Linked DNA regions of Homo sapiens: region 1 is linked to region 2. A link is a loop called in an ENCODE intact Hi-C map of the cell type or tissue named here. Cell type or tissue: MCF 10A. All regions are shown on one strand. Links, peaks and the distances in the headings refer to the core of each region. The heading gives the core; the rest is flanking DNA.

Region 1 (16,138 bases), core at 4,296-12,295, 170 kb before region 2:
AAAGAGTACAAATTGATCAAATGAAAATGTAGTAAATGACATCCTAATGGTCCTTATTCTGGCTTCCTAATTCTCTGTGCACAAGATGCTTTTATGCACCACTGAAGTAGAGCCATCACAACCTCCAACTAGCCCCAGTTAGTCTAATTACAGCCTAATGCTCTCCAAATATGTCTGGGATAAAAGCCTGCATAACCTGCCTTTCCTTAATTTAAGTGGGTCAGATTGAACATTTTTAAAAATCCAAACTGTAGTTTACAATTACAGTACACATAAAATATACATTCTTAAGAAAAATGTGCATTTAAGCTGTCTTTGGTATGGTAACCAGTCTCTGTACATAGATTAAGAATTTGCAAAACTAGAGGAGTTGGAGGATTAATGAGATCATGTGATTAAACTGCTGTAAAAACCCTTAGTGAAAGGTATTATTTTTATTCACCGTGAACATGCAGTTTTGTCTTAAGACATGGAAAAAAATGAATCAGATGACTGTTCCATTATATTGTCAATATAATAATAATAGCTGATAAGCACTAATTGCTTTGCATATGTTAACTCATTTAATCCTATGAGACATAAAACCCTAATGAGACAGCCACTATTATTAGTACTATTTTAGAGTCAAGGTAACTGAGGCATAGAGAGGTTTAATAAGTTACCTCAGGTCAAACAACATGTAAGTAGTACACCTGGGATTTGAACTCAGGCAGTCAGCCTGTCTCCAGGTCACATCTTTACACCAGACTGCCTGTATGAATACAGAAATGGAGGCCAAGGCCTATTGACCTACATTTCTTAGTTCTTAGATTATGTCTGAGCACATAGAATGTCTAGGAAGGTCAGCGAGCCAGCAGTGGAGCCATCTAGGCAGGAGCAGTGTTGAAAATCATGCCACAGACCTGGTCCTTTAAAGCCACCTTAGTTCTCCCTCTGGGTCCAGCACCACATTTGAACCGCTGACATCAGCCAAGCTGAATTCCGGATGCTGCTGCTAGAATGAATTCTGCAAAGTCCCTCCTTTTTTTTTTTTTTTTTTTGCATCCCTAGGTTTTGCCTCCATGTCCAGGCCCCATGGCTGATAATAACCACAGAGAATACATCCTGCAAAGATATTGGAGGCAACACCATGTGCTGAACAATTATATAACCTCCAAAAAATAAAGTAATTTTTAATTTTTATAATGTGTCACCACTGAGAGGAATTTAAAGTCACCAAGAACATTTCAATTAATTAGGCCCAGTCAAGCTGTAGAGATAATGGCCAACAGAAGTGTTTCCTCAAGGATGTATTTTCCATTCAGATCAGCAAAAAGTACCTTGAAAATTCTCACAGGAAGTGAGGCAATATCTACTGTGTCTACATCTTTCTTTGCACTGCAGAACGTTTCGCCTCATATGACGCTAATGGAGAAAAAATAGTTTGTTGTTTGAGTGAAAAGACTAAATAATGATAAATTGGCTGCCTGAAGTGCAGTAAAGAAGAAACAAATGGATGTGTGGCATTAGCAGAGTTAATTATAGATGCAGATTAAAAGGCAAGATTAAGTAGTGGAAGAAAAGCAGAGAGTCACCTTCGGCCCAGACCCGCCAAGCAGCGGCGGTCAGTCACCTAGCAACAAGTTTCCTATCCCTGCTGTGCTCTTTAATTCAGCAAATCTGCTCAGGATGGCGGGCTGTTCTCCTGACAAAACGCATTATGTAGGAGACCGAGGGATACAAAAATCCACTGTACACAGCACTCTGCTCCCTATTGACCACTGATCCTTTCTCTCAATCCACAAAAGAGGCTCACATAATGCCCTGAAAGGAGAAGAGTCTCCACAGAGAAAACATTTGCTTGTAATTGAGATTGACTACATAATGAAAATGATGTTCTTTTTAAAATTCTGCTTGTTGAGGCCACACTTTTTGTCTCCTGGCACTCAAAACACATCCCTGCTGGGAAAAGGGGCAAACATTGTAAAAACTCAAAACTGTGATTTTTTTTTCCTTTGCATTGAAAACACCCATTCTGTAACAAAATGGCCAGGTCTGTCTCCCTAGAACTTAAATAAGTGATAAAAAGGTAAACAGGAAAACTTCTATTCAGAGTTGCAGTCACAAATGCCTGCTTTGCTGAAGGCACACAGGCGATGCATGCTCATTGATTTGCACAACAGCTGGACAAAAATGACAGACAGGATTTTGATTTCTTGATTATGCCCTCTGTGACGAGGCCATAAATTGCTGGTCAAAATTCAGTCACCATTTCAAAGATATGCATTTAAATACCCATTAAAATTTTAACCTGGCAGAGAGGAAGGGGTAACGACAAGAGAGGGCAGAATAGCTCATCTTCTTAATCTAGAGGACACAATTAAAGTGACCTGCATGGGGCTTAAGTTGATTCCCTATAAAAAGATTATGCTGGCGTCTTTGTTAAGAAGCATCCAACATGGTCACACTTGTTTTAAAACCAGATCATTGGATTTATTAATTTTTAAATAATACTTAAAATATTTTTAAATAGATTAGTAAGCATTACTATATGTGTGAGTTTCTACACTTCAAGGATTTTATAATACAAAATGATTTTCACAAAAAATAAATGGTTTCCCACATATTAACAACATACTCTCACTGAAACATGCATTCAACAAATATTCACAGGACACCCATATGTGCCAGACACTGTTCTAGAAGTTGGAGATCCAGAGATAAAAAAAATATACAGCCCTGGCCTTCAAGAGAACAGAGGATTATCATACAGTTGTAGCACATATAAAGGGTACTGGGATAGAGTTTGGCACAGGGTCCTAAGGGAACACTTAGCATGATATATGGCCCAGAATGTAGGGGAAGGGTTATTAAGCTTGCAGGTAAAACTTTCTGGAGGAGATGACACCAAAGCTAATCCCTAAAGGATGTGTAGTTAATAACTGCCTAGATGAAAGGGAAATTCTTGGCAGAGAGAACATCATACAAGATTCTAAAAAGAGAAAGATCATGGTACTTTAGTGACTGAGAGTAGGGCAATATGGTGGGGGGTTGGAGGTCGGAGAGGTATTTGAGCACCAGACTGTACATAGCCTCACGTGCTAGGATAAGGACTTTCCTTGAAGAGCATGGGGAAGATATGATAGATACTACTCAGGGATGATTAGAATTGCAGTGGCATTAACAGGTGTTTGTGATTTTTATTTCCTCTTGCTGGGGAAAGCTCCCAGGTAATGAAGGAATACAAATCCCCTACTGTCAATTACAATTTTAGTTAGATGTAGAGTTCAGATTTTGCTAACAAACCTGATGGGAAAACGGCATTGTTGGTTTTACTGAGGAGTTGGAGGAGAAAAATACTTCAATTTCCAGGGTAGAGTCAATCCTTGATATCACTGAGGTTTTACCAGATTGGCACAGAGGATGAAACAAAGCAGAAAAGCAGTTAAGGCATTTGTCCATTATTATTATGCTTATTAATGAAATTGTGCCAGTGACTAAATCTGAATAACAGGGCAAAATGAGTTAATTTCTGGCTTGAAAAGTCTTAAAAATGAAAGTTGCTACGCCCCTGTGATTAAAACAACCAACACTGTTATTTGATTGGTTATATGCATTGTGCATCTGGAAAAATGTAAGAGTGTATGGGACACAAAACAGATCCCAAAAGACTCATTTATTACTTACACAGAGACATGATTAAAGACATGTCAATACCTAATATAGCAATTATCTAGTAGGTGTCATAGGAAGGCAGGCATATGTACTGTTTGCAATCATAAGCACCTACCTGCCCTTTTTACCTCCATCTCTTCCCACACCTGCTGGGCAGTTTTGTCTAGACAAGGCACAAGAGGGAGAGCCTGGTATATCAGAACCAAAGATAAGCCAGTTCTAAGTGATGATTTTATATCTCTGCTAGATGACATATCCCTATATTTGCCACATTGCTGATGGCACCCAATATAAGGCTCAGCACAAGGCATTCCAGGCACAGGACCTCTTGCTTGGATGGTCTAATGTTTTAAAAGGCATGTCAGAACTCAAGAGGTAAAAAGATCGTGGAAAGGTAACAAAATTGAAATATTGTGTGCTATAAGGACAGGAGCTGCTTTAATAGCCTACTAAGAGCCCTTCCATAAGCAAAGGAGCTCACCCTGTTTCCTTTGCCTGAGGAACGTTTGAAAATATATTCTGTGGTATAATTGGCCTAGAATTTTTCAGTAGGACCTTCCACCATTATATTTCAGCAGAGACACCCCTGGGATCAAAAAATTTTTTTATCAAAATAGAATTCATGTTTTAGGTTTTGCTCCTGTTCCCTTCTAGGGCCCAGTGGTACATGATTTTGTTGTTTTAGTAGAATTAAGTGGTTTTGAATATTTACTTACTTATTAAAATCAGAACTAGTTTCTTGAACAGGAAGAGGGTCCATTTTTATCCTTTGCTATAGTAAGTGGTTGCTAAACTGATGCTGATGGGCTCAACAAACTTCAGCATTCCCCTTGCTCCCTTTTCCCAAAGCATATCTTTGCAAAAGTGTCATAGTGGGTATTTCACGGGCTACTCCACAGTAGCTTTCTTCTTTATTAGGCAGAATCCACTGGGAAAACAGGGTCACAACCATGCTGACCTAGGGGAAGATCAGCTCCCTGGAAAAGGTAAGTTTAAACTTCCAAATAAAAATGGGCCATTTCAAGTGTGCATGATGAGCCACGTGGAATTTATGAAAGAGAATTATGTAAAGGGCTGTGGAAACGTAAGAGGTAGGGAGTCTCACTCCAGTAGTTTCTTTCAGAGAGCACACTTAATAATTTTGCAAATATTATCTTCTCACATTTATGTCTAATCAGTTAAACAACATTATCCACCCTCTTAGCTTTCTCAAAGAAGATTATGTGACATGTAGCATTCACCAGTTTTTCTGAAAAGGTTAATAGTTCACCAGCCGAACTTAGAACTAAACGGACTTGATCATTCCTAAAACCCTTGGTTGAAATGTGAGGGCTTTGTGTTGACAGCCTATGGGTTGTAATGAGTTTCTACTACATTCTTAAGGCTTGTTTCTTTTGCCCTGTGAATGGAGAGAGTAAAATTATAGTCTCTAGGTGTTTTCCACGGTTCTTTCACATGCAGGCTTCCCGACACCAATTAAAGAGATTATGTCATCAAGTGAAAGGAAAGCTATAACTTGTATGTTAATGCTGTGATTACTTGAGACAGGGTCACAGGACCCAATAGCATAGCAGCTGACCTTCAAAAAATTAACTTTGAGCTCAATTCCTAATTAACCTTTTTCAATACAAGAAAGTAGAATTTCAGGCCATTGGTCCTAAAAAATATCCACCTTTTCTTATACAATGAAATGTGTTACCAAAATCAACTTGTAATTGTCAAAAGATGTTTACCCTTGATAATGTTATTGTTAAGGATATATTTTTATTTCCACTCAAAATATATTCTCTGTATCTTCACAGTTAATAAAACTGCAGGGAACACACTTAAACCTACAAAAATTTTAGTGTTATAATAAATTAATGTTGGTGCACAAAAATGACAAGTATTGTTCTTTCCCACTGCATCCCCAAGAATGGGGTTATTAATCAAGCGGACATAAATAAAAATATGTAAATTTTAAAAGACTATGTTGAAATGAAAAAATTTTATCACTTTAAGTTAGTGTTCTCTGTAATTCTTAAAACTGTGTTCCTACTATATGATGTATATTTTATTCCAGAAATTGCTCTCTGATAAAAGTGTTCCAATTATATTAGCTGTTATTTAGTCAGGCCTGAAGTTAATAGCTGATGGACTTCACATTTCTTATAATCTCTAGTACTTCTGGCTGAACAAAAGAGTAAGTAATTTTTAAGGTAATGCTGTATGGTTGAAGAGTTTGGTCCTCGTAGTCATGCTTTGCCTCTGGAGATTATAAGGATTATCTGAATAAGTGATTTTTACACCATTTTGTAATTTCACTCTTATGACTTCTATATTAAAGCAGAACTTATCAAATTTAAAATCAAAATTAGTATTTTGTATACCATATAGTCATATTCTTTTCTGGGGGGTGGGGCCTCAATATGTTGCCCAAGCTAGTCTCAACTCCTGGCCTCAAGAGATTCTCCTGCTTCATCCTCCCAAAGTGCTGGGATTGCAGGCATGAGCCACCACCACATCAGGCCTATGCCACATATTTAGAAAATACTTTAAATGCAACTTGGATGTAGGTTCCACTAGCTCACTCATTTCTTCACTGCTTTTAATCCAGGCTGTAGATAACACAAGCCAAAATGTTGCTTTATTAATAATTATTCTGAAACTATAGTAACATATATACTTTTCCATTTTAAATTTTCCCTAGTTTTGCTATACCAGCACTTTTAATTTTGTTAGTATTGAGCACTGATGCACAAAATGCTATAATATTTAAAGGAAATGATTCATAATTATTGCCCTTCTGGCTAAATCAGCCCAATAGTCAGATTTGAAGTGGTACTGTGGTAGAAACAGACCAATGGATTTTTTTAAAGGGCCTCCCAAAATGCCCTGAAGTACACTGGCAAATATGAATTTTTCACATATTCATTGCTTCACAAACAATGTATAGAGGAATATACTGCTGTTTTGTTTTATTGGTTGTGTTTCTCTTGGGGCATTCATACCTATCAGGATTGAAAAGAAGAGCAAGAACCGGTAATAAGACACAATTAATGTCTTGCATAGGTTTCACTCAAATCAGAAAAATGACACCAAGGACATGGTAAGGAGCACAATAGAGAACAGTTAGGGCACAGCTGGAAAAGTTGCCTTGATATCTAAGTATACAATTGGCATTGATCCTTACGCTTTTAGGATGAAACAGGAAAAAAAAGTCTTCCAGCTCTCAACCCAATCTGTAAAATAAACATGTAATGTTGGAAAAAGCAAACAAAAGTGCACATTTTTAAAGCAAATTTTATGTGGGTATGACATTGTTCTTAAAAAAATAAGGAAATAAATAATCCTGGAGGGGATGGTTCAGGGTCTATGAAAAATATGTGTGTGTACTTGTTGATGGGGAAATTGGCACAGAAGGGAGTTTAACCTGGTTATGAAATGGAATTTGCAATTTCAAGGAAAGGCAAAATGACTTCTACAATTACCGTCAACACACTTGTTCTATTACTGGTGGATTCTTATACCGTTTAGTTCCTTTGAATTCATTTAAAAAGGAATAGTGTTATTACATGATTTGAGATATTCTAAATAAGCTCCATTCTTCAACTGCTGACTGCAGTGAATTAGAGAGCAAGTAGACAGCTAACTTGCACTATTAACATTTACCTTTATTTGGTCAGTTGAAATATATATCAGCTTGAAAAGATATTATGTCATTCTAGAAGCATCAGTTAATACATTTTTAATTAAATCTTAGCAGCTAATTGTGTAAAAATATTTGTAACCTGTAATTCTCTAAGTCCTTTTGAAACCTTTTTTTCTGAAAAAAAGACAAAGCATATATAATTAGATATTTATATGTATAATCTCAATGTGCTTTTTTAAGATCAATTGATTTATGGATGCCTATGAACATATGGCAAATCTCATATCAAAAAATTAAATTCAGATTAAACATTTTCAAGTTCTTAAGTTATGTGATAGTAGGTGGTATAGTTTCTACAACTTAGAACCTAATTCCTTTAATTTACTTAAAACATATTTGAAGCAGCAAAATTCCACGATAATATGGGAAATTAGATAATCCAATGAAATTCATTGTAATGAGATTTGATCCTTGTACAAATGTATGTAAATATATATACATGTAAAGGCAAATGCATGTATGTATGGAAATGAATGTATACGTATGGATACACTATATGAAGATTGTATTTTAAGTAAAAATCTCTGCAAATGTTTGGATGGAAACCCCTTTTAATCATTATTGGTCCTTGCTAAGAATGCATGAAAGCAGCTGAAGAAGGCATTAAACAAAGCATTTGGGAGCCTCAAGGTTTACAGATCCTTTAAATTACGACACCATGAAGTAAGATGCTATGAAGGAGAGGAAGGTTTTGATGAAGAGAGTCTTCTCTAATTCGCCTCCCTTTAGAGCCGCCCAGGATACAGCCAAGGAGTGCAATGTAATTTGAGCAGTTCCTCTGGGTTATCTCCCCAGAGCACCAGGCTAGGAGGAGTTGGAAAACTGGTGCTTAGTAACGAACCCTTAATAAAGACATTCCTGGACCTAGACAGAGCTGTACTGTTCGTGGATTCATGCCACATGCAGCTATTAAAAATATTTCCTTAATGAGAAAAGGAACTAAAATGAGTAGCAAGCCAGCATTTCTCTCTCACTAAGTAGCACAGTAAGAGGAAAACAGAACTAAAAACAAAAAACTACTTTACAACTGTGTTAGATTGCTCAGGGGGGAAAAAAAGCAAGCCATGTGTTAGAATCAGCTTTTAGTTTGACAGTGGTCTTAGGTCTCTATATTACATATTATAATTGCCGATATTTTAATGAAACCTTAAATGCTAAGCTTATTTGAACTGATAATGAAGTTTTCAGCTGTTAGTTTCAAATGATTTAAAACTACTGAAATAGATTTGGGACTAGGATTTACTCTGCCACCTGCTGGCCATTTAAAATTAATGCTGCTCTCAGGAGCTGGCCACTTTGAACAGTGAGCCTCAACACTGGTTTGTGAAAAGGCAGTGCTATACTGGAGAAGAATTCACCTGGCCTGGGTGGTGGTGTCAATAGCACTGGATCTGATGTCAAGAAACCTGGGGCGAGGGATGGAGGTGGTCTTGCAGGAGCCCAGTTTTACCACTTCCTGTATAGGCGGCCAGTTGCTTAAGTCCTCAAAGGTTCCCTCCATAACCGGAGATGCTCTCCTTCCCTCTCCGTGACTGCCTCGATCCAACACCTTAGCCACCTCGTTTCCAGGACAGGTGTTATGAGACCTGCCTTACCTCAAATGAGAAAATACTTATAAAACCATCAGGCATTATAAAAAATATACATTGGTCAGAATTATGGACGAAATTAACAGTATGTGGTAATCCATTCTCTTCCTGCAATGTATATTTCATGTGGGCATTGTCACAAAGCTTTTACTCAAATCCAGAGTCTAGCTGGACCAGTCACCTTAGATTATCTTTGAAAAAATGGAAAAGTGTAGGTGCATGCATATTTACTTAAATACTGAACTAGTTTCCTAACTCTGGCAGGTCCTCTGGCCTGTATCATCCTTGTCTTCCAAAATCACATGTTCCAATTAAAATGCATAAAGCTTCTTAAATTTGTGTTTGAGGCCAGGCACAGTGGCTCACGCCTGTAATCCCAGCACTTTGGGAAGCCATGGCAGGTGAATGGCTTGACCTCAGGAGTCCGAGAGCAGCCTGGGCAACATGATGAAACCCCGTCTCTACAAATAAAATAAAAAAAAAAAAGCCGGATGTGGTGGCGCGTGTCCGTAATCCCAGCTACTTGGGGGGCTGAGGTGGGAGGATCGTTTGAGCCCAGGAGGCGGAGGTCGCAGTGAGCCGAGATTGAGCCACTGTACTCCAACCTGGGTGACAGAGTGAGACCCTGTCTCAAAAAAATAAAAGCGTTTGAATAGAGAGGGAAAGTGCCAGTAATCATAAAAACAAAACTATCTTCACGATCTTTCCGAGTTATGCCAAATAGTATTCAACAGTTGCTTTAATGAAACTCAGGAAAACAAAACTGAGATACACAAAACATCATGGCCAAAATTGAATCAAATTGCCACATTGAACTTCCTTTATTTTTAAAAACAATTTCTTGATTTCCTAGCTATGGCCTATTTCATTTTTAAAAGTCCCAATAAAATTTCCACAATTTACCCTTGGGAGGGACTCTGTTGTTGAGATTTAGTATAAATTTGCAGGTATTCACAAAAGGCAGGTCAGGCAAAATTACAGTCTCCCCAGTTGCTTTATTTCCTCACATAAATATCCCTTAAATAGCTTTTTTCATGCTCATGAACAGCGCTGCAATCACTTTCACAAAACAAACATAGAATTCTGAACTTAAGCAAGCCACTGAGTTTGCTTGAGGGAAACAATGTCTTCCTTGTCACTTGGTTTTGTCTTTTTTTTTTTAAAGAAGAGGAAAGGTTTTTTCCCCTCTCCTGTTTTTAGACCACCCATGAACCTTTTTATTTTTCTCATTTAATCTGAGAAAGGGGAGAAAAGGAGACTTGTTGCCCTTAGCAGTGCTTGGGCTTTTCTTCCGATAGCGTCAGTTAATTATTTTAACCTACTGACAAGGGTGGCCAGGGCAGCAGGCGTGGGAGGGAGGGGAAACAGGTGTTTCAAACACCTGCATTTCTAGGCTTAATTGCTCTGAAATCTTCTGGGCTCTCAACTGCGTTCTCCTTTCTTCACAGAGGCTCAGAGAGAGGGGTTCATTTGTGGAGTCCTTAACTAATTGTGGCATAAATATGCAACCACTTTTGGCTGAACAAATTATTGTCTTTAAAATGAACTCCAGGTAAATTTAATTAGAGAAAAAAAGGTGATTGACAGGTATTACTCTGAATGCAATGATTAAAAGTCCTACTGTTGTTAAAAGAAAAAGGCTGAGTCAGGAGTCAGCCATATTCTAGATGTTTTCTTCTTGTGCCGGTGAGTTCAGGTAAGAACACCCAGATCAATGATTCTGGAATTCCTCATACTATGGGAGATGTCTACCACAATTAAGTACCAAAAACTGTTTTTTTAGTAGAATGCATGGAAAAATCTGCTTTTAAGAAATGTTGAGATAATTTGTGTACCAAAATGGGTATTTAATGTGGTATTTTATATTTAAATGTTTTCATAAACATAGCTTATAATAATTGAGTGCTTACCACATGCCAGACACTTTTTTATATGTACTGTCTCATTTAATCCTCACAGTAACACTGTGGGATAATTCTCATTATTAGCCTCATTTTACAGGTGTGGGAGCTGAGGCAAAAAGAGGTTAATTAACTTATTCAAGGCAGACAGTAAGTGGTTGAGTCAGGATTCAGACTCAGGCAGCAGAGTCTATGACCTCTGTTTGTCATTCAGTCAACAGAAGTCAGTAGCTCATAAGTCTCCCAATACTGAACTATTCTCTAGGAGGTTTGCTTCTTGATTCCTGAGGGTGGCTGAGATAAGAGAGTGATTAGAACTTCGGTACTGAGCAAAAATCTCTAAGAGATCCGTTGTCAAGCCCAGAGTTGTGAAAATAGCCCTGGGTCACACACTGTGTTATTTAATAAATGGTGTGGGAAGATTCTAGAAGCATGGGTGTCAGGTCAGGAAATCTTGATTGCAGTTCTTACTAGAAAAACTGATTATTCTGTAACTAGTCCTCCTGCTCAATGAATAAATAATCTGTGGTTCAGAGAAATTAATGGAGATTTGGTCAAGCTTTCACAATAGGGTCAGAGTCAGGTGCAGTATTATAACCCAGAAACAGTGCTTCAAGGACACTGACTTTTTATTCCCAGTGACCAATTTTTCTTCCTTAGGGGAGGATAATTATAACAATGAGTTAGACCAACAATTAATTGACCTTGCCATATGACTTACTTCTTGTATATTGGTGAAAAGGGCAACTGAAATGGAAATATAATCTCTTGCTGACATTAATGTTTCTCATTGGGCAGCAGCTAACACATGCTCACTTGGCACAGGAAATCAAGATCAACACTGGCTGACTCTGTCAAGTAAATATTCTAGCCTCAGACAAGGGAGCTTTAGTTCTTGCTTCCGTTTTCCTTTCTGCCTATCCATTTTCACCTATGCATTTTCAGGGCCTGGAGGTGTGGAAAGAGGGAAATGGGGTTGCCCACTGGGAATGCCTGGAACTTCCCTCTGCTTCCTGACAGCTGCCAGACACGGCCTTCTATTAGGCCTGGCTCAACAACCATTTCCCTTCTTGCAGCCTGTTCCCAGACTCCTTTAGAACCACACTGTCACATGAGAATGAATATCAATGACACATATTAGATTATGAAAGGGAAGAGGTGCACACTTGCAGCATGAATCGTGTGTCCAGACTTCCACTGAGACACACCAGGTCTTAATGTAGGAGGTTATAATACAGATTAAACGGGAAATTTCAGAGAAAGCCCTATGTTGCAAAGAAAGAAAACTTACGTGATTGGTTGTATCTCATCTGAAAGCCAGATGTCTGGTGTGCCAGACAAAATTTGAGAATGGAAAGAACTCACTCTAAGAGCACCTAGTTTAGTCTTGGGAGGTCCACCCAGGAGTTTTAATTTCTTTGACCTGTTACAGTACAGAGTTGTCACCTAATTGCCTTTTCCCACACTTGTATTACCGTACTGAGTATTGGAAATCAGTGTTCCTCAAATGTTAGATGTGCCTGCAAGCCACCTGGAGATCTTATTAAAATAAGGATTCTGACTTAGGAGGTTTCGGGTGGGCCTGAGAATCTGCATTTCTAACAAATTCTTAGCTGATTTTGGTGCTGCTGGTCTGTAGACCATACTTTGAGTAGCAAGGTGATAGAGTAACCTCAGTGGGTTTAGGAAGGCAATTCTGTCCTATTTTTTTGTATGAATAAATTTACAGTCTTAAGAAAGGTATTTTTAAAAATTATAATTACACTTTTATATACTAATGAGTTCTACTATCATTGTGTGCTCTTTGTTATGCTTGACCTGTGGTTTTCAGATAAAATAGTTAAGAGAATTTGAACTGCAGAATTGATGTCTAACTTACTAGATTTACATACTTAGGAAGCTTTTGTTGATTTTGATGTATAAATCTGTATTTTGGGTGTTTGAAGTATTTGAGATAATTAGATATACTCAACTTACAGTTGTGGTTTGAAAGGTCTAAGGGACTGTGAGTATGCAAATGGTATAAAAATTTAGGGGAATTTGATCTTTTAAATATGAGTTAACTGAACATTGAAGAATAAAACAAAGAAAGAAACACACTTAAATAACTTATAGGCCAAGTAAGAAATTATAATTAAAATGAGAAAATATTGAAAATGGAATGACAACAAAATACTACATTTCAAAACTTGTGATATAAAGCTAAATTGATAATTATGGGAAAATTTATAGTTTCTAACACTTATTCAGAAAAGAAGAAAGACTGAACATTAGAAGTCAGAAAAAGCAACAGAATAAATTGAGAAAGTAGGGAAAAATATTAAAGAGCATAAATTAGTGCAATCAAAAACAGATGGAAAAATATAGAGAATCAACGAAGCTGAAACTGACTATTTGAAAATACTGGTAAGTTGCAAACTTCCACAAAGATTGATAAAGTGAAAAAATGGAGAACACATGTAAGCAATATCAGGAATAAGAAGGAAACATAGCTGCAGATGCTGCAGAGATTTTTAAAAAAATATGAGGACATTATGAACAACTGTTTGCAAATACATTGGAAAACTTAGGAGAAATGGATCGGTTCTAAGGAAAAATATAAGCCATAAAACTGACTTAAGAAAAAATAAAAACATGAATGGTTCTATACCCATTAAGGAAATTGAATTAGTAGTTTAAAAATTCCACAGAGATTAAACACCAGACTTCCTCACTTTTAACAGTTTACCAAACATGAAAGGAGTGTAGAAAAAAAAGAAAATACTCTCATACCTACATCTAAATGAAATTTCAGGTGGATTAGAGACTTAAATGTGAACGGCAAAACTATAAAGCTTTAAGAAGATAAATATCTTCATAACGTGGTGATGGGAAACTGTTTCTTAAAGAAGAGACTAAAAGCATAAACTATGGAGGGAAAAGACCCACAATAAAAAGAACTTCTTATCTCAAAATACCATAAAGAAATGAAAATGTGAGATAACATTTCACATCCCCCAAGTAGGCAAAAATTTTAAAGTATGACCAAACCAAGCATTGGCAAGAATATGGAAAAACAGAAACTCATGCACTGCTGGTGGGGTGTAAATTGTCACAACCACTTGGGAAAATGATTTGCCCTTATCAAAAAAGTTGAAGACATGCATGTCACACGACCTAGCCATTAGATATATATATATACACAAGGGGAAATGGTATATATGCACTAGGAAACACATAAAAGAATATTCACAGCAGCAACATTCATAATAGTAAAAAAACTAGGAAAAAAGCCCAAATGTTCAACCATATTAGTATAGATAAATTGCGATATAGTCACACAATGGAATATTATATAGTATTAAAAATGAATGAACTAAAATTACACACCACATAGATGAATGTCAGGAACACAATGTCACAGAAGAATATCTAAATCATCAGCAAGCATTAGGCCCACAGTTCTTTGCCTGGCACTCGAATCGTTCCATAATCCATAAAGCCTATTTAATCTGCCCAATCTCATATCCTTCCCCAAAGCACATTAAGTCATTGTGTCTACTAGGCACTGCTTTTTTCACGGTTCCTCTGGTATGCCATGATCTTTCCTCCTCCCTTGACTTCCTTTAGGTGATCTCCACATGTGGAGTAGACCCTCCTTTCCTTCTCACTCACCAAATCCACCCAGGTAATCAAAGCCTAACCGAGTTCCACGTCCACATAAGCCTTCTGTAACTGCCCATGGTCTCTGAACTTCTGAGTTTACTGTCAAGACCATGAAGTTTTGTGACTAATTGTTTTCTAGGTAAATTTAATTTAACAAGTATGTACTGAACTCCCATTATGTGAAAGGGCTAGTGTGAGGTGCTGCAAGAGGGCATTGAAATTAAACAGAAAATAGTCTCCACTCTCCGGTTCTAAAGTGTGATCTGTAAAAACCGGTTGGGGAATGAAGCAAAGCTGTATGGCTAAGATAGCTCTTGAGAAAGGTCTAAAGCAGCACAGTGGTTTGGGCATGGAATCCACAGATCTGGGTTTCAGTCCTGACTCCAACCCACACACCAGCAGCGTGACCTGGTGCAAATTTACTTTTCTCTGCTTTAGATTCCCATCTGTAAAATACATCGTGGTATTTCCCACTTCCTAGGTTGTGGTGGGGATTACACAAGATGATGCACTATGATGTGCTAAGGACAACACCTGACACAGAGTAAGCAGAGAAAAATCGTGGCTCTTAACAAGGAAGGTGGCTCGGATCTTCACAGATGGAGATGGGGGCAAGGTATTCAAGATTTAGAGAGGAGGCAGAGCTTGTAGCAGGGGAAGTTGCCTCCTGTTCACAGTCCACTTTGCTGTGGTACAGAGCTGAGACAAAAGGAGTCCAGGTAAGGGGGGTGGTTCAAGATATGTCGCACAGAAAGAGACTGGGTCTGAGAAGTGTATGCTTAATTCTGTGGGTAAGTGTATGGGGCAGGTTGACAAATAGAACCATGCTTGCCCCTAAGAAGGCCCTGAGAAGTGAGAAGAGCCGGGGAAACTGATTGAAATCATGTAAAATTTTACGGTTTGGGCTGTGGTACAAAAATAATAATGCCATTAATGGTCAAAACTTGTAAAAATATTAAGTTTACATTTTGCTTCTATGAAAGCATAAAAAAGAATAAAAATGGACACAGGCCTATTGGAAATCTGTAGCTTAAATATTCACTTAACTAAAACAACAAACTTTTTTTTATTATACTTCAAGTTTTAGGGTACATGTGCATAATGTGCAGGTTTGTTACATATGTATACATGTGCCATGTTGGTGTGCTGCACCCATCAACTCGTCATTTAACATTAGGTATATCTCCTAATGCTATCCCTCCCTGCTCCCCCCATCCCACAACAGGCCCCGGTGTGTGATGTTCCCCTTCCTGTGTCCATGTGTTCTCATTGTTCAGTTCCCACCTATGAGTGAGAACATGCGGTGTTTGGTTTTTTGTCCTTACGATAGTTTGCTGAGAATGATGGTTTCCAGCTTCATCCATGTCCCTACAAAGGACATGAACTCATTTTTTATGGCTGCATAGTATTCCATGGTGTATGTGTGCCACATTTTCTTAATCCAGTCTATCATTGTTGGACATTTGGCTTGGTTCCAAGTCTTTGCTATTGTGAATAGTGCCGCAATAAACATACGTGTGCATGTGTCTTTATAGCAGCATGATTTATAATCCTTTGGGTATATACCCAGTAATAGGATTGCTGGGTCAAATGGCATTTCTAGTCAAGAACCCTGAGGAATCGCCACACTGACTTCCACAATGGTTGAACTAGTTTAC
Region 2 (16,138 bases), core at 2,702-10,701:
AAATGCCACAATCATTTCTGTGCAGAGTGAAGGTCAGGTAGCCTCAGCTTGTCCAACTCTGGCCTTTGCATCTTTTCATTGCTGTGATATTGTTTATTCCAAGAAGCAGCTGGTCTCTGTTCCCATGCATTGACATATGCCCAGAGAATTTCAAGGCACTCCAGAAAGAGAAGGAAATATGAATCCAAAAATCACAGTATTTGTTTGTTTTGTGTTTGTACACATTACATGAATCAAGTTTTGTAGGAAGCATAAGGACATTATCCCTTCAAGTGGCTAAGATAGATGCTCTCGGCTCAGATGGTATTTTTTAAACAAAAACAACAGACTTGACCTTGATATTTTTCTCTCATCTTCATTGTGGATTGATGAGACAGGCAAGGGAAATACTATTTGTTCTTTATGCCTAGATCCTTCATCCAAAGGATTCATTAGTTTACAAACATTGACCTCAAACTGAACCCAAGTCCTATTCTCTACTCCACTCTACAAATGGCCATTTTACATTAAAAAAACAGAGCTAAGTAATTTTATTGAGCTTATAAATACCTTAACAACAAAGCCAGGAATTGGATATTTCTGTTTTCATCCCTTATTATTATTATTTCATATACCATTTATACAGAAGTGTACAACTACTATCCACTTACATTCTCCAGAACCAGGGCATTAGGCAGCATTCTTTGGGGCACCAGTCTGTAGTCCTTTCTCCTACACAAATAACATTTTTAAAGGTGCAGGTTATCTCCTAGACTGTTGGGCAAAGGCCCAAATCCTTCTGGAGCAATCTGCCCGTGTTTTCTGACACATAAGGATTTGCTCGCTAATGCCGCCCATGTCTCTCTGGAAGGACTTTGATGAATGAATGGCATTTTCCACTACTTGGTGAATTGTGTGCTCCTGTGGATAATAAAAATAAATCCAACCAACATGATTACATTTCAGAGAAGAGGTGACAGAGCAGGGAGCAACCAATCAAAAGTATCTAGAGCACCAAATTATGCCCCAGAGGAGTCATCTTGCATATCCTTGGTTCTGTTTCCATGGTAGTAAGCATTGCTTGGTATATTCAAAGGCAATTTAAATGCATTTAGGCCGCAGCTTACAAGGGGATAATCTTGGGAAAATCAGAAGTGAGTAAACATTAACAGCTAGTAAAATAAGCAGTTTTGAAAATTGCACTCCATCTTGCTTGCTTTTCTGTTTAGGGAAAAATATTTTTTTTGACATCTGGAAATTATGTCTGCTTCTAACTTGGGCTTCAGATGACTCATTTCAAGACAGTGCCACAGTTGCCATATGCTAGACTGCAGAAACTTGAGGCTGCTTATTTTTTAAATTTAATTTTTTAGCTCAAAGGTATGAATTTGCATTACTGTTCTCCCCAGGGCCAGCCTGAGGAGTGTGCAGACCAGGCCTGGAGGGTCCCCCTCTCTGAAAATACAACTCCTCACTTATGCTGCAGGGCTAGAGATTCACTTCTTTAAGTTCTGCGGGCTTTTTAGCTTTTCAGAGTCTCCAGGGGAAATTCAAAGGCACCTCTGCGAAGGAAGCTTAGACTGGCACCTTAAGCATCACCAGTTGTTCTCTGCTAACACCCTGGTAGGAACCTGGAAAGAAGACATGAAATAGACACAGAAAAAGGAAGAAGGGACTGGAAGAAGGAAGTGACAGTAGCAAAAACAAAAAGCCTGTTTTCTCATTTTTCCCCTAGAGCATTTCATGATTGTAATAATGGGACAAAGGCCTTGTGTTGCTCTATTTATTGTATAATTTTGTTTAACAGATACCTTTTTAGCACTTACTGTGTGTTAGATACCAATCTATGCGCTTTATAAATATTGACTCATTAATTCCTTATAACTACCTTAAGGTATGAACACTTTTATTATCTCCACTGGGTAGTTGAGGAAACAGGCACAAAGAGGTTGAGGTGGAGGGTCTCAAGGTCACAAGCTAGTAAGTGGCAGAGCCAAGATTCTGCATCGAAGTCATTGGGTGCCAGCATCCCAGCTCTCAGCCGCTATACTCTGCTTATATACTAACCATATATGTTTTCAATTCTTTTTGAAAGTGTTGGTATTAGAAAATGTGGATGAGAAGTCAGCTTAATGGTAACATAGCCAGAATTTATAGCCAGAATTTGGCTTTCAGTTGGAGAATTATAATAATGTCTATAGCGGACTGGGAAGGCCGAGTCCTGGAATTCTATTCTTCGTCTGTTTTATGTAGCACTTAGAGAGCTAGAGCAACTCATAACCTCTGTATTCATCTTTGGATGGAGATTTTGAAGTTCATCAGATAAGAATTTTAATTTTCAAATAAAAGAGAAGTTGAACTTTCCCAAAGGGCATTTGGGCATTAGCCCAAAAGTGAAGGAAACTTCACTTTTTGATCATTCAAAAACAGAGAATAATGGGATGGGAGAATAAAGGAGGGGGCTCAAAGTATTTTGTGGAATCTGAAACTCTTCTATGTGGCTTAGATCATGGGAATTTTCTTGGCCTGCGTTGTGAAGGTAGCATGACCCTTTCTCTATGAGGGATGTGAGTTATTCACTATTTCAAACTGTACAATTGCTTCATTATGTCCACACCCACATTTTTCTGTTTATAGCCAAAGAAAAGGCCTGTTGTTGATACTAAATTACCACCTGAAAATAAGAGTATCATAATTCTTAATTAATTCTTATTCTAAAATATCTTACACTGTCTGGGGAACAGTATATTTTATTTGAGATTGAAAAACAATCTTCAATCATCTTTTATATGAGAAAAAGTATTAAATATTTCTAGGTATTAAAAAATCTAGGTATTTAGAGGTATTAAATCTTTAAAAATTTTTAAATAGCCCTTCACAACCATCAAAAATTGTGTTTTACTTTTTAAGATGTTATGCTTTTTTACACATTAGTGAATTTATTCACAGAACCTGGGTTTTAGGCCTTTGAGAGTTATGGAATACCTAAATGGTTATAGGCCATTGTTCAGAAGCCATTGCACTCCGAAGTCTCAATGGAGAGCTATTTTGGTCCCACACAGGACATTTGGCAATGTCTGGAGACATTTTTGATTATCATAACTTGTGATGGTGGGAGGTTGTTACTGACATCTAGTGGGTTAAGTCCAAGGATGCTGCTAAATGTCTTATAATGTACTAGACAGCGCCCACAACCAAGAATTATCTGGCCCAAAATGTTAACAGTGCTGAGTTTGAGAAACCCTGCAATAGAGATTTTCAAAGCCCTATTTGTAGGACTTTTTACATAGACCCTTCGTTTTATGTTGCTTGCTTTACAAGCCCCCTCATTTACACAGCCAGTCCACCTGGGAGTTTACTGGCTCACAAAGGTACCCAGTGGGACTCGATGATCAGAGAGAATCAGGGAAGCTCTATCTCAGGGGTTAAGGGTCCAAACCACACTAAAAACAATTTTTTGAGCTAACTCAGGAAAGTAATCTTTATTTATAACTTAGAAAAAATATTTGCTAAGCATTAGTCTTGAAGTGAACTTTTGGAACACACCTGTCTAAAAACTTGATCCTGCCTGGCTTGTGTTTCTCATTGCAGATCATGGGATAACAGTTGTGTCTGTATTGTTCAGCGCCATGCTCCTCAGCTCCTGGAAATCTTAAAGAATAGTCACTGCCAGTAGGACTTTTTGTTGAAAGAGTACAAAGTACCACAGAGTGGTAGTAGATGATGGACTTTGGATTCAAGTGTCATCACTTTTGGATGTGTGGTCTTCTTTAATGTAATCTTCAAGACGCTCATCTGAAGTATCAATCTTAACACACTTGGTCAAATAATATGAAATGGCTTATCCATATCACATGCTCTCCAATGCCCGGCATACAGTATGTGTTCAATTAACGCCAATTCTCTTCTCCCTGCTTATCTGTCTTAGGTAGAACTCTTCCCTTCCTTTCCTAGCTCATAAAAATAAAACTTAGGTTCTTTTGCAAGTATTCGGAAGGGAAGTTCTGGCCTTACTTCCATCTATGATGTTCCTCTACAAGGGAGTAGAAAAGATTCATTTGATTGGTGAGATTTGGGGAAAAGAACCCCATGAGTTCACATGGAGCTTTTGTACAGATGACACAAAAGTGCTCCCTCTGGGTGGACACAGCCCTCTGTCCACAAGGCTTGATGGACGGATGGTATCTTTATGTAACATGGATTCAAACCAGTGAGTATAGCTTGGCTAGTGAAATGTGGACTGGATTTCAATCCCCACCTGCTCCTTGGCTGGCACCCTGTGCAGGGAGCAACCCGCACTGATGTAAGCATTCTCATTTTCAGAACTGCCCTGCCTGCAAAGGGCATCTTTTTTCCTCTGTTCCTGATTCTATGGGGTAATCACAGCTGGATCAAGGTCCAATGACAAGCTTCCAGAGGCAGGCTTGTTTTTCACTCCGTGCTGGTAGGTATGGGGCAGGTAGCTGTTTCCCCAGTGGGAATGCGGCTGTTGAGCAAATCTTAGCTGATTTACAGGGTCAAGAAATCTAAACCTGGGGGAAGGAATAGGAAGCCTGGTCTTGCCTGAAGGTCCGGTCCATGTAGCATTCTTTTTTTTTTTTTTTTTTTTTGAGACGGAGTCTTGCTCTATCACCCAGGCTGGAGTGCAGTGGTGTGCTCCCAGCTGACTGCAACCGCCTCCTCCTAGGTTCAAGTGATTCTTGTGCCTCAGCCTCCCGAGTAGGTGGGATTACAGGTGCCTGCCACCAAGCCCAGCTAATTTTTGTATTTTTAGTAGAGGCGGGGTTTCACCATGTTGGCCAGGCTGGTCTCGAACTCCTGACCTCAAGTGATCCTCCCACCTCAACCTCCCAAAGTGCTGGGATTACAGGTGTGAGCCATCTCACCTAGCCCATGTAGCATTCTTCACATCACTCCTGACTGTTGTTCAATTGGTTCAGAATCTATAGAGGAAAGGGATGAGATGAACATTTAAGAAACTCCAAGCCAGGCACCATGACACACGCCTGTAATGCCAGTGCTTTGAGAAGCCGAAGTAGGAGGATTGGAGGCCAGGAGTTTGAGACCAGCCTGGGCAATGTAATGAGATCCTGTTGCTACAAAAAATATAATTTACATAATTAGCAGGGGGTAGTAACATACTCCTATAGTCCCAGCTACTGGGAAGGCTGACCTGGGAGAATGGCTTGAGCCTAGGAGATCCAGGCTGCAGTGAATTATGATGAGGCCACTGCACTCCAGCCCAGCGACACAGCAAGACCCTGTCTCTAAAAAATAAATAACAAATACATACATATAGCTAAAATAAAACAAAAGAAACTCCAACACGTTTATGTGGTCATTGATTCATTTATACTACAAATGTTTTCCAGCATTTTCATGTGGCAGGTACATTGATATAACTTAGGGATAAAACTTTGAATCATATATAATTCTCTGTTCTAAAAGTACTTACAGCCCAGTGGGAAAGAGAAACAAGTCACAACAATATGGTATAACTAGCTGTCTAATAGACATATATATGGGGCGCTTGGGAACATGGGAGTAGAACAAGAACTTAGTCTGTGAGGGGCAAAGAAATCCAGATTCTTCCCAGGAGAGGTGACACCTGAACTGTCTTGAAGACAGAGTAGAAGTTTTGCAAGCATATATGGAGGTGAGCAGGAACATGGAATCTGGGGTGGTGCTCAAACTTATGGCTTGGACAACCATGTGAATAGTGGGGGTAGTAATTAGGGACGAAGAGGTAGAGAGAGAGAGAGTTTTGGATGTGTTGCTTGGAAATGATGGCCTGTGTGTGTCACCTGGAGTTGTGTAGTAGCCATATATGGCAGATACTGTATTAAGTGATTTCTATGCTTTATTTCATTTAATTTCTCCCAAACTGTATGAATTATATACAATTACCTCCACCTTACAGATAAGGAAAGCAAGGCTTTTCTCAAGGCCACACAGTGGCAGAGCTGCAATTTGAATGCAGGTGTGTCTATGCCAAAGCCCATATTCTTTCCAGGATCTGAAGCTGTTTCTGGGCTAGATGATAGAGGTCGGGGCTGAAGAGTCTGGGTTGCAGATGCTTAACCCAGAAATGATGACTCACTCATTTGCATTTGCATTTGCCTTGTTGCAACTGCGACTAGATGTTCTTGTTATAGTAATTTACATCACATGATTTAATTTATACTTGTTATTCTTCTTTTTTTGTAATGTGAGAGCTAAGTGTGCAGTGGTATCTTTTTATTACTGTTTATTTTTTCTTACCTTATATGTCGAAATTTAAGCCGCAATTCAGTCAGTTTTAATGCTATTAACAGTTTGCTGGCTGACTCCCAACCAACCACAATTTAATCTGCTTTGATAGGAGCATACCATTTTCACAGGCAGAAGAACCGATCATTGTAGTCAACCCAGCTCACAGCTTAAATGTGGTCTCAAGAAGATAAAAAGTTTATTCCATGAGCTAGAACTAGCATATGCATTATAAAAACTGCAGCTAGTGATGCCACAAAGAAAGCATTTATTTGAGTTTATTTTTGAAGCTGCCAAAGTAGAAAAACAGTCTGCTTTCACTCTGACCAGAATTGTCCCTCTCTTCTAATATCTCTCTCTCTAGCTTTTCCTCATCTCTATCTGCATCTCTTGGTTTCTCTGACTCTGTCTTTTCCTTCTTTGTTAACATGTTGGAATTCATTGTTTAAACTTATAATTCTCAAAACTAGAAAATCAAGGCCTCTTTTGGAAGAGGAAAATGTTATCCAACCAGATTAATAGGCATAGGGGAATATCCAAACAGCTGGAATGTCCTGGTTTTCATGTACCTTTCATTGAAATTAAGAAAAAATATCCAAAATTCTACATAAATCATGTTGGATGCAACGAATGAGTAACAAATACAAATCATCCAGTAGAGGGCGATGCTGACTTATTTATGGGTGCCTTCGGTAGAAAATGCAAATTAAGTAATAAAAGACTTTTCTTGACGTAAATTGTTCAACCAACATGCAGATCAGATGATTCTTAATGCAGTAAAATCATATAAATTCACATTTAATTGAATCAGATCTTGTGATAATTTGCTCAAAGACTGAATTAAATAATAGTTTTTAAATGCCCTGGGGTGAGAATTAATGAATCTGCTTTCACTTTTCCTTTAAACCTGGGGCTCTGTGGCCTTTAGAAAGCCTTTTAAGCTCTCCGAGCCTCATTTTTCTCACCTAGAAAATGACACATTTGGCCCAGATAGAGGGTAAATTCCCTTTTGCTTTAAGAAGCACTTATTCTGTGAACCAGTATGTTAAGCACATTAATTCTGTAAAAGAGATTTTCTGGGGAAGTTTAAAGTGGTAATTTCCAAGTCTTACTCCTCATCAGAATCACTGAAGTAGTCTCATTCCAAAGCCTTTGCAGGACTTTCCAGGAAATAAAGGGGACCAGATTGTGAGTGGTGTGGGAGAACACATATATCACTGGCTCTCCTGAGCCTTCAACTTTTATACACTTAAGAAGAAGTTCTGATGTCATACCAAGAAAGCAGTTTGAGTTCAAAATAGACATTTGATGTACATCAGGACATCAGAGGGCAGTAATTGTCTAGTGCTCATGTAGCTCATCTAGTTACTAGTGCTCGTGGAGCTGGTTCTTCCCTCCTTTCTGAGTCATGGAAGACTATACCTGCCAGCCTCCTTGCTTGCATTCTCACACAGAACTTTTTCTGTAAAAAGCCAGATAGTAAATATATTATTCTTTATGAATCATATGGTCCCTGTAACAATAATCAACTCTAGTGTTGTCATGCAAAAACAGCTGTATCAGTTGTCTATACCTTGTAACAATTTACCCAAAGTTTGGTGGCATAAAATAGCACACATTTATTATCTCAGTTTCTGTGGTTCAAAATCCTGGCATAAACTAGCAGGGTTCTCTGCTTCATGGTCTCTCACAAGGCTATAATCAAGGTGTAGGCCAGCCGTATGGTCTCTTAAGAAGGCTCAACTGGGAAAAGATCTGATTTGAAGCTCACTTATGTGGTTGTTGATTGGATTCATAGAGTGTTTGAGTGAGAGCCTTGATTCCTTGTTAGTAGAGGCCACTTTCAGTTCCTTGCCTGTGGGCCTTGCACACATGGCAGCTTGCTGCATCCATGCTTGCAAGCTGAGAAGGCGAGAGTGAGAGAATAATAGCAAGAGGAGGTCACAGTCTTTTCAAATTGAACCACAGAAATGACACCCCATCATTTTTTTCCCCGAGATGGGGTCTTGTTATGTTTCCCAGGCTGAAGTGTAGTGGCTATTCAGTGGTGTTATCATAGTGCACTATAGCCTTGAACTACCTGACTCAAGAAATCCTCCCACCTCAGCCTCCTCAGTAGCTGGGACTACAGATGCATGCAACCATATCCAGTTTCCCATCACTTTTGCTCTATTGTATTTGTTAGAAGCAAGTGACTAGATCCAGCCCCCATTGAAACAGGAGAATTGCATAAGGACGTGAATATTAAGGGAGAGGGATCCATGTCAGGAGATACCTAACACAGCAGCCATGGACAGTATAACAATGAGTGGGCAAAAATGTGTTCCTATAAAACTTTATTTACAGAAAAAGGCAGCTAGAGTAATGTCAGCAAAAATGGTAGAGTAGGTAGCTCCCAGAGCATGTCTCTCCACAGAAAAATCAAAAACTGAAGCAAAAACTCTCAGAATCAAGTTTGTGAGAATTCTGTAAAACAGACAAAAAAATTTACATCTCCAAAAGTGAATACTGAATGAAGAAAAAGGGAACTAAAGTGGTAAGCTATCAAACAGAGTAAAAATGTAACCAGCAAATGGAAGAAAATATTTGCAAATCATATATCTGATAATGGATTAATATTCAAAATATATAAAGAATTCTTATAACTTCACAATAGCAAAACAACAACAACAACAGCACACACATAAAACAGCTCAAATATAGGCAAAGGGCTTGATACAGCATTTCTTCAAAGCAGATGTAGAAATGGGCAATAAACACATGAAAAGATGCTCAACATCACTAATTATTAGGAAAATGCAAATCAAAACCATAATGAGATACCATCTTACATCCATTAGGATGGTTACTATCAAAAACTAGAAAATAACAAGTGTGGCTAGTAATGTAGAGAAATTGAAACCCTTATGTGTTGTTCATGGGGCTGTAAAATGATACAGCCACTGTGAAATACAACATAGCAGTTCTTTAAAAAGTTAAGCATAGAATTATAATATAATCCAGTAATTACACTTCTGGATCTATACCCAAAAGAACTGAAAGCAGGAACTTACACAAATATTTTTCCTTTTTAGCTGACATGTAGTAATTGTACATATTTATGGGATACAGAATAATATTTCAATACATGTATGCAATGTGCAATGATCAAATCAGGGTAATTAATATATCCATCACCTCAAACATTTATCATTTTTTGTGTGGGGAATATTCAAAATCCTCTCTTTTAGTTTTTTGAATAATTAATACATTATTATTAACCATATTCAGAATATAGTTCTTATAGTACTATAGAGCACGATAATTTATTCCTCCTATCTAGCTGTAATTTTGTGTCTGTTAACCAACCTCTCTCTGTCATTCTCTTGCCCCTACTCTCCCCAGCCTCTAAGAACCATAATTCTACTCTCTACTTTTATGAGCTTACTTTTCTGGCTGCCACATATGACTAAGAGTATACAATATTTATCTTTCTGTCACACAAATATTCACCAATATTCATAGTATTATTCATTAAAAGGTGGAAACAACTGAAATTTCTATTGACAGATGAATGGATAAACAAAATGTAGAATATACATATATAGGAATATTATTCAGCCTTAAAAAAGCAATGAAATTCCAAAACATGCTACGACATGAATGAACCTCGAGGATATTATGCTAAATGAAATAAGCTAGACATCAAAGGACAAATATTATATGATTTCATATATGTGAGGTACCTGGAATACTCACATTCATAGAGAAAGAAAGTAGAATAGTGGTTACCAGGGCCAGGGGAAGATGATAGGGAGTTATTGTTTAATGGGTACAGAGTTTCAGTTTGAGATAATGAAAAAATGTTTGCAAATTTGGATCACATTTGCACAACAATTTGATTATACTTAAGGCCATTGAATTGTATATTTAAAAATAGTTAAAATGGTAAATTTTGTTATGTATATTTTACCATGATAAAGAATAAATGGAAAAAAAGAGTAATCTCTAGCTACAGAGATGAAATACAGCACAGTGAGAAAAAGCACAGATTCTAGAGTTCCACCTCCTACAAATCCCAGCCCTGCCATTTACTAGCTGCAATGACATTAACTTCTCTATCCCTCAGTTTTCTCACTTGTAAAATGAACATAATAACAACACTATCTCACAGGATTGTTCAGAAGACTAAACGATTTCATATTTGTAAAACATGCAGAAAAATACCTGGCTATAGAAGAGTTTATTAAATAAATATTATAATACTGTTCTTTATCTTGCTTTTAAGTTTCCATTTTTGACAAAAAATTATAAAGCATGCAAAGAAACAAGAAAGTATGGCCCATTCACAAAAGAAATGAACAAAAACTATCTCTGAGGAAGCACAGACATTGGACTACCTAGTCAAACTGTCTTAAATATGCACAAAGAGCTAAAGGAAACCATGGAGAAAGTGTGAGAGAAAATCAGGGAAATGATAAATGAATAGAAAATATCAATAAAAAATAGAAATTATAAAAAGAAACCAGACAGAAATTCTCGACCTGAAAAGTAGAGTAACTGAAATAAAAATTTCTCTAGAGAATTTTAATAGCATATTTGAGCAGGATGATAGAAAGAATTAGCAAACATAAAGATAGGTCCTTTGAAATTATTCAGTCAAGGAATGCAGAAAAACAAACAGTGCCTGAGAGACCTATGGGATGCCATTAAGCAAACCAAATACACATATTGGGAATCCCAGTAGGAGAGGACAGGACAAAGTGGTCAGAAAAAAATATTTGAACAAATAATGGCTTAAAATTTCCTGAATTTGATTTTTAAAAATTAAAACATGAATTTAAGCATTTAAGGAGCTCAATTAACTCCAAGAAGGATAAATGCAAAAGGAATCATGCCAGGACACATAATCAAATTATCAAAAGACAAAGATGGAGAAGCAACTCATCATGTACAAGTGATCTTTAATAAGACTGATGGCGGGTTCCTCATTAGAAATCATGGAGGCCAGAAAGTAGTGGGGTAATATTTTTAATTTTTAAAATTATCTTGTTGTTGTTTCTGTTTTGTCTTTTACAAGATGAAAATTTAATAAAAAATTGGTCAGTGGGTATGTGTAATCCACAGGGCTATATAGTTACGCGGGATTGTAATAGGAATTTAACATAGAATAGATACTGGAGTAAATTTTACATATTATCATCATCTGACCTGTCTTCTTCACTCAAGGATTCTTTAGCATATTTATCTGCTTATTCCCTTATATCTTTTGAAACAATTTCATGTCTTCCTTTAGTTAAACCACTAACCCAGCTGAGTTCGTAAACTTTATCCTTAGCGTCATCATGTACTATGTAAATTACTTGAGCAACTTCTGTAACAGTATCATAGCAGGTCATTTCTTTCATCTGAAGCTTTTCTATTTCTGTTTTACAGCTTGCCTGGCTTTGCCAGTGGCACAGGCCCAATAACCATATAAAACACCTGATGAGTCAATCATGGAAAATTGTGCACTGTCATTCATACTGTAAGACCCTAACATGAAACTGAAGGCAAAAGATCTAACAGCACTGTAGAGTGTATATGCATGTACATACATGTCCACTCTGTTTGCAAGATGTTTTAGTGGAGTGTTATAACCAAAGTCAGATTTAAAGTTGGAAACTTCTTCTCTTGCTATGTCTGCTAAAGAACAAGCATCTGCCTACAAACCTGCTGCCAGCATTCCAACATTCCGATCCAATGTGCTGATCAACATTAATAAGTCGTTTGTTGGAAACTCCTTCATAAAGTTTAGAAAGCACTAATTTTTTAGACCCCAAAGACATTGCTATGTTTATATATGATTTCAATCACTGTACGATTTCCCACAGCCTTCATAGCCCCATTTATATTTCTTATAGATGAAACAAATATGACAAATTGCTAATAGTTAGTGGGTATATGGATGATCATGTACTATTCTTTTAACTTTTGTATATTTGGAAAGTTTTGTAGTAAAAAATGGAGGGTAAAAGAAACAGAATATTCTTCACCTAAAGATTCTGCCTATCTATCTATCTATAAAAAACTTCAGCAAACATAATCCTAAATCAGAAAAATTTTAAGCTTTCCTAATAAAGTTAGGGACTAGGCAATGTTACCCATTTTATCACTTCAAGTCAACACTGTATTAGAAATTCCTGACAGTGCAAAAAAAAAAAAAAGAAATCAAGACATAAGTATTGGAAAAAGAAATTAGACTATCATTATATTATTAATAATAGGTTTAATTACATAGAAAACATATAGAATTTAAAAATAGGATAATTTAGCACAGTGCCTTGTTATCGAAGCAATTTATAATAGTTAATTTCATATTCATATACCAGCAGCAAGTAACTAGAAAACACAATTTAAAAGAACACAAAATTTGAAATAGCATGAAGTAATACGGAGTACAAAGGAACAAACACAGCCATGTGTTGCTTAATGATGAGAATACTTTCTGAGAAATGGGTTGTTAGGCGATTCTGTCATTATATCAACATCGTAGAGTGTACTTAAACAAACCTAGATGGTATAGCTTACTACACACCTAGGATAGATACTATACCCTAGGCTACAAACCTGTATAGCATGTTACTGTACTGAATACTGTAGGCAATTAAAACACAATGGTAAGTATTTGCATATCTAAACAAACCTAAATATACTCTTAATTCGGCAATTTTACTCTTAGGAATTCATCTCATAGAAATAACAGCATCAGTATATAAGGAACACAGATACACATGGATATAAACCATTGGTTGTAGTTATTTAATACAAAAAGGAAACAGTTTTAATGCCCATCAGTAATGGATATGATTGAATAATTGTGGTATATCTATTCAATGGAATAGTAGACAGTGATTAAAAAGAAAGTGTCAAATCTACTAAATCTATCTGGAGGGATGTTCATGATATTGGTAAACTGGAAAAGCAAGTCTCAGTGTGAAGTGTATAATACAATACTGTTTTTATAAGTTCAAGCAAAAAACCATAGGGATATTGCTGATATTTGATCATTTTTAAATGAAATGAAAATGGAAATTACATAAAATTAATTATAATATTTGGGAATGTTTATATGAGAAAGGGAATGTTGTAGGAAGGCTCATCCCAGGCTCTGAGCTATGGTTAGCCTACTGTGGTAGGTGAGAGTTCACACAGGGAAGGTCATCTACTTTTCCTTATGCCTTCCTGCATCATTTATTTACATGGATTGCAATAAACTTTTGCTATTTTTAATTTTAAAAAAATCTATTAATGTTAATTTATAAAAATGAAAAAGTTTTTTATTTGAAATCTAATTTTCATCATTTCAAAGCAAGTGTTTCATTATACTGGCAACTGACTTCTGAAAAGGTAAGTTTCAGAATGTAACATGCACTTCCTAATTTAATGCCTAATGGATAACTAAATGAATAAATGAGTTATAGCATTTTGATACCTCCCCCCCCCCCACATGCATACTTCACAGCATTATTTTAATCTAATCATTAAAGTAAAAGGCCCATTCACCAGAATGTAAGTTCCATGAGGGAAGGAATTTTTGTCTGTTCTATCCATTGTTGTATTTACAGCTCATAAGCTGTTATATAGTGAGTGCAATTGTTTTTAAATGAATAAATGAATGCTTTGGTAGGGAGTGAAAAGGAAGATGAAAATTCTCCAGTAGTTTGTGTGATTCTGTGAGATGGCAGACAGTGGTAATGATGGTTTTGTATCAACTTGGGTGAGATAAGGAAATTGGTACTTTTACAATATGGTACCAAATTTTCTGTACCTAATCAACAAAAGGCAACAATATTTTTCTTTTCCTATTTGAATTAGATTTCTCTTTAATTACTCATCACTGCTGATTAATATAATAGGTTACTGATACTCTAAAGAAATACAACACACCAACGGCTGCTCCCTTTGGCAAAGTTCAGGGGTTTTATTTGTTTGTTGGGGACAGGATGTTGCTCTGTCACTCAGGCTGGAGTGCAGTGGCCCCATCAAGGCTCACTGCAACCTTGATCTCCTGGGCTCAAGTGATCCTCCCACCTCAGCCTTCTGAGTAGCTGGGACTACAGTTGCATGTCATCACACCTGCCTAATTTTTTACTGTTTTGTAGAGACAGTGTCTCACCATGTTGCCCAGGCTGGTCTCTAACTCCTGGGTTCAAGTGATACTCCCACCTTGGCCTCCCAAAGTGTTGGGATTACATAGTGTGGACCACTATGTTCAGTGAAAGTTTAGGTTTCATTCCAAATATTTTGAGTAGGTAACTGACTTTTAGGCTTTTAAAAGAGAACTCTAGCTATTGAGTAGAAAATAGACATGGGGGAGGAGGAGCGGAGAGTGACAGTCGTGGGCCCAGTGAGGAGGCCATGGCAGTGATTAAGCGGAGAGGTGGTGTTAGCTTGGACCAGGATAATAAGAATGAATGGGGTAAGAAATGGCAGGATTTGGGATGTAGTCAACTAGAAGAGAAGCACATTTAGAGCTAGAAATAGTAACTGGCTTATTTGACTATTTCAATCTACAGGGGTATACATTTGAAACAGTTTCATTTTATTCTAATTACTATTAAATCTTCCTTTCTTGTCCCTTTACAGTATTTCTGACAGGTGGCACAGTTATCTGATCATGTTCAAGCATTATAATGCCTGATCTAGCCTATTCCAGTTTAAAACTTTATCTCAATTTTAATTTCATGTTCATCTCTTCTCTACCCCCTGTCCACACATGCTCACTCCCCATCTCCCATTGCTACACATGCAGGCCAATTTTGGAATGGCAGAGGGGAGATGAAAAGGGACAAGTCACTTTTTTTTTTCTTTTTGAGACAAAGTCTCACTTTGTCACCCAGGCTGGAGTGCAGTGGCATGATCATAATTCCCTGCAGCCTCTATCTCCTGGGCTGAAGCCAACCTCATGCCTCCCCAGTGTCTGGAACTACAGGCACACACCACCTCGCTGGGCTCATTTTTAATTTTTTTTGTAGAGACGGGGACTTGCCATGTTGCCCAGGCTGGTCTCAAACTCCTGGGCTCAAGCAATCCTCCCACCTTGGCTTCCCAAAGTGCTGGGATTGCAAGCGTGAACCGCCGCACCCGGCCTTCACTTTCATTTAAGTGGTTGTGCAATTGCAAACCTCTCCACTTTGTTGATGCCTTCTGTGCAGCGGACATCCCAGTTCTTGGGTCTTTTCAGTGGTCATATGGAGGCTCTCAGAACAATTCCAAGGAGACTTCCCTCTGCCTAGTTTTCTGCCAGGGGAGATCGGATTCCAATCCAATCTCTTCTAATCTCTCAGCTCCATCCCCATGGTCTTACTGTTGGGTTCCCTTTGACATGCTGCCAGTCCTCTGATGTGGTGACATAAGTCTTGTTACCTCCCATCACTTGGGCCTCAGGAAATTCTAGAGTCCTTGCCACACCCAGTAATGGTCTTATAGGCAGCCCCACTGTGGTCCCTCTGTCTGCTTTGCCATCTCACTTCTCACTTCTCTTTTCCCTGCTTAATTAAGTCTGCTGCCTGAGCAAAAGCTAACAGCTGTCTCCCTTCTCGCCAGTCTCCCTTCTTTCAGGTGTCCCAATTCCTGTGAGCTTCCCTGCGCTTGTCTTAGAGGAGGGAGCACTCACTTTCCCTTTGCATGAGGAAGGAGGAAAAAGCCATGGGCCTTCCCTGAGGCTGTTGACTCACTGCCTCATTTCCCACAACTCTCTCTGACATCTCCTTCCAGGACAGGTTAAAAATGGGAGAGGGAATCATTGGGGTCATGTTGAGGAGTGGCATGACAGGTTCTTTTCCTATGAATAAGCCCAAGGAGATGACTGGCTCTTTTTAGAATATGGATTGTGCAAGATGTATCTTTTTTCTCAGAGCTGGATTCTAGTGGCCAATTCTGAGGCCAC

Evidence for each region. Hi-C counts contacts between places; a loop is a spot of excess contacts. Peaks named below come from ENCODE experiments on the same cell type or tissue, not always from the same donor. Only the 100,000 strongest peaks of a DNase experiment are listed, where the experiment ranks them.
Region 1: it touches region 2 in a loop (2.5-fold over the local background); 3 of 110 quality-filtered maps call a loop at or near these places.

The regions. Positions count from the first base shown.
Region 1 is chr14:60,342,561-60,358,698 of GRCh38, reverse strand. No RefSeq gene overlaps it. Among named protein-coding and RNA genes, the nearest start is that of LINC02322, 27 kb to the right of the region's middle. In MCF 10A, for the core only: a CTCF peak has its summit at 8,617 (motif pointing left); a DNase peak (open chromatin) is centred at 8,598.
Region 2 is chr14:60,175,276-60,191,413 of GRCh38, reverse strand. It overlaps the pseudogene PSMA3P1. Among named protein-coding and RNA genes, the nearest start is that of DHRS7, 18 kb to the right of the region's middle. RefSeq lists an enhancer at 1,395-1,514. In MCF 10A, for the core only: CTCF peaks have their summits at 3,147 (motif pointing left) and 6,893 (motif pointing right); a DNase peak (open chromatin) is centred at 6,893.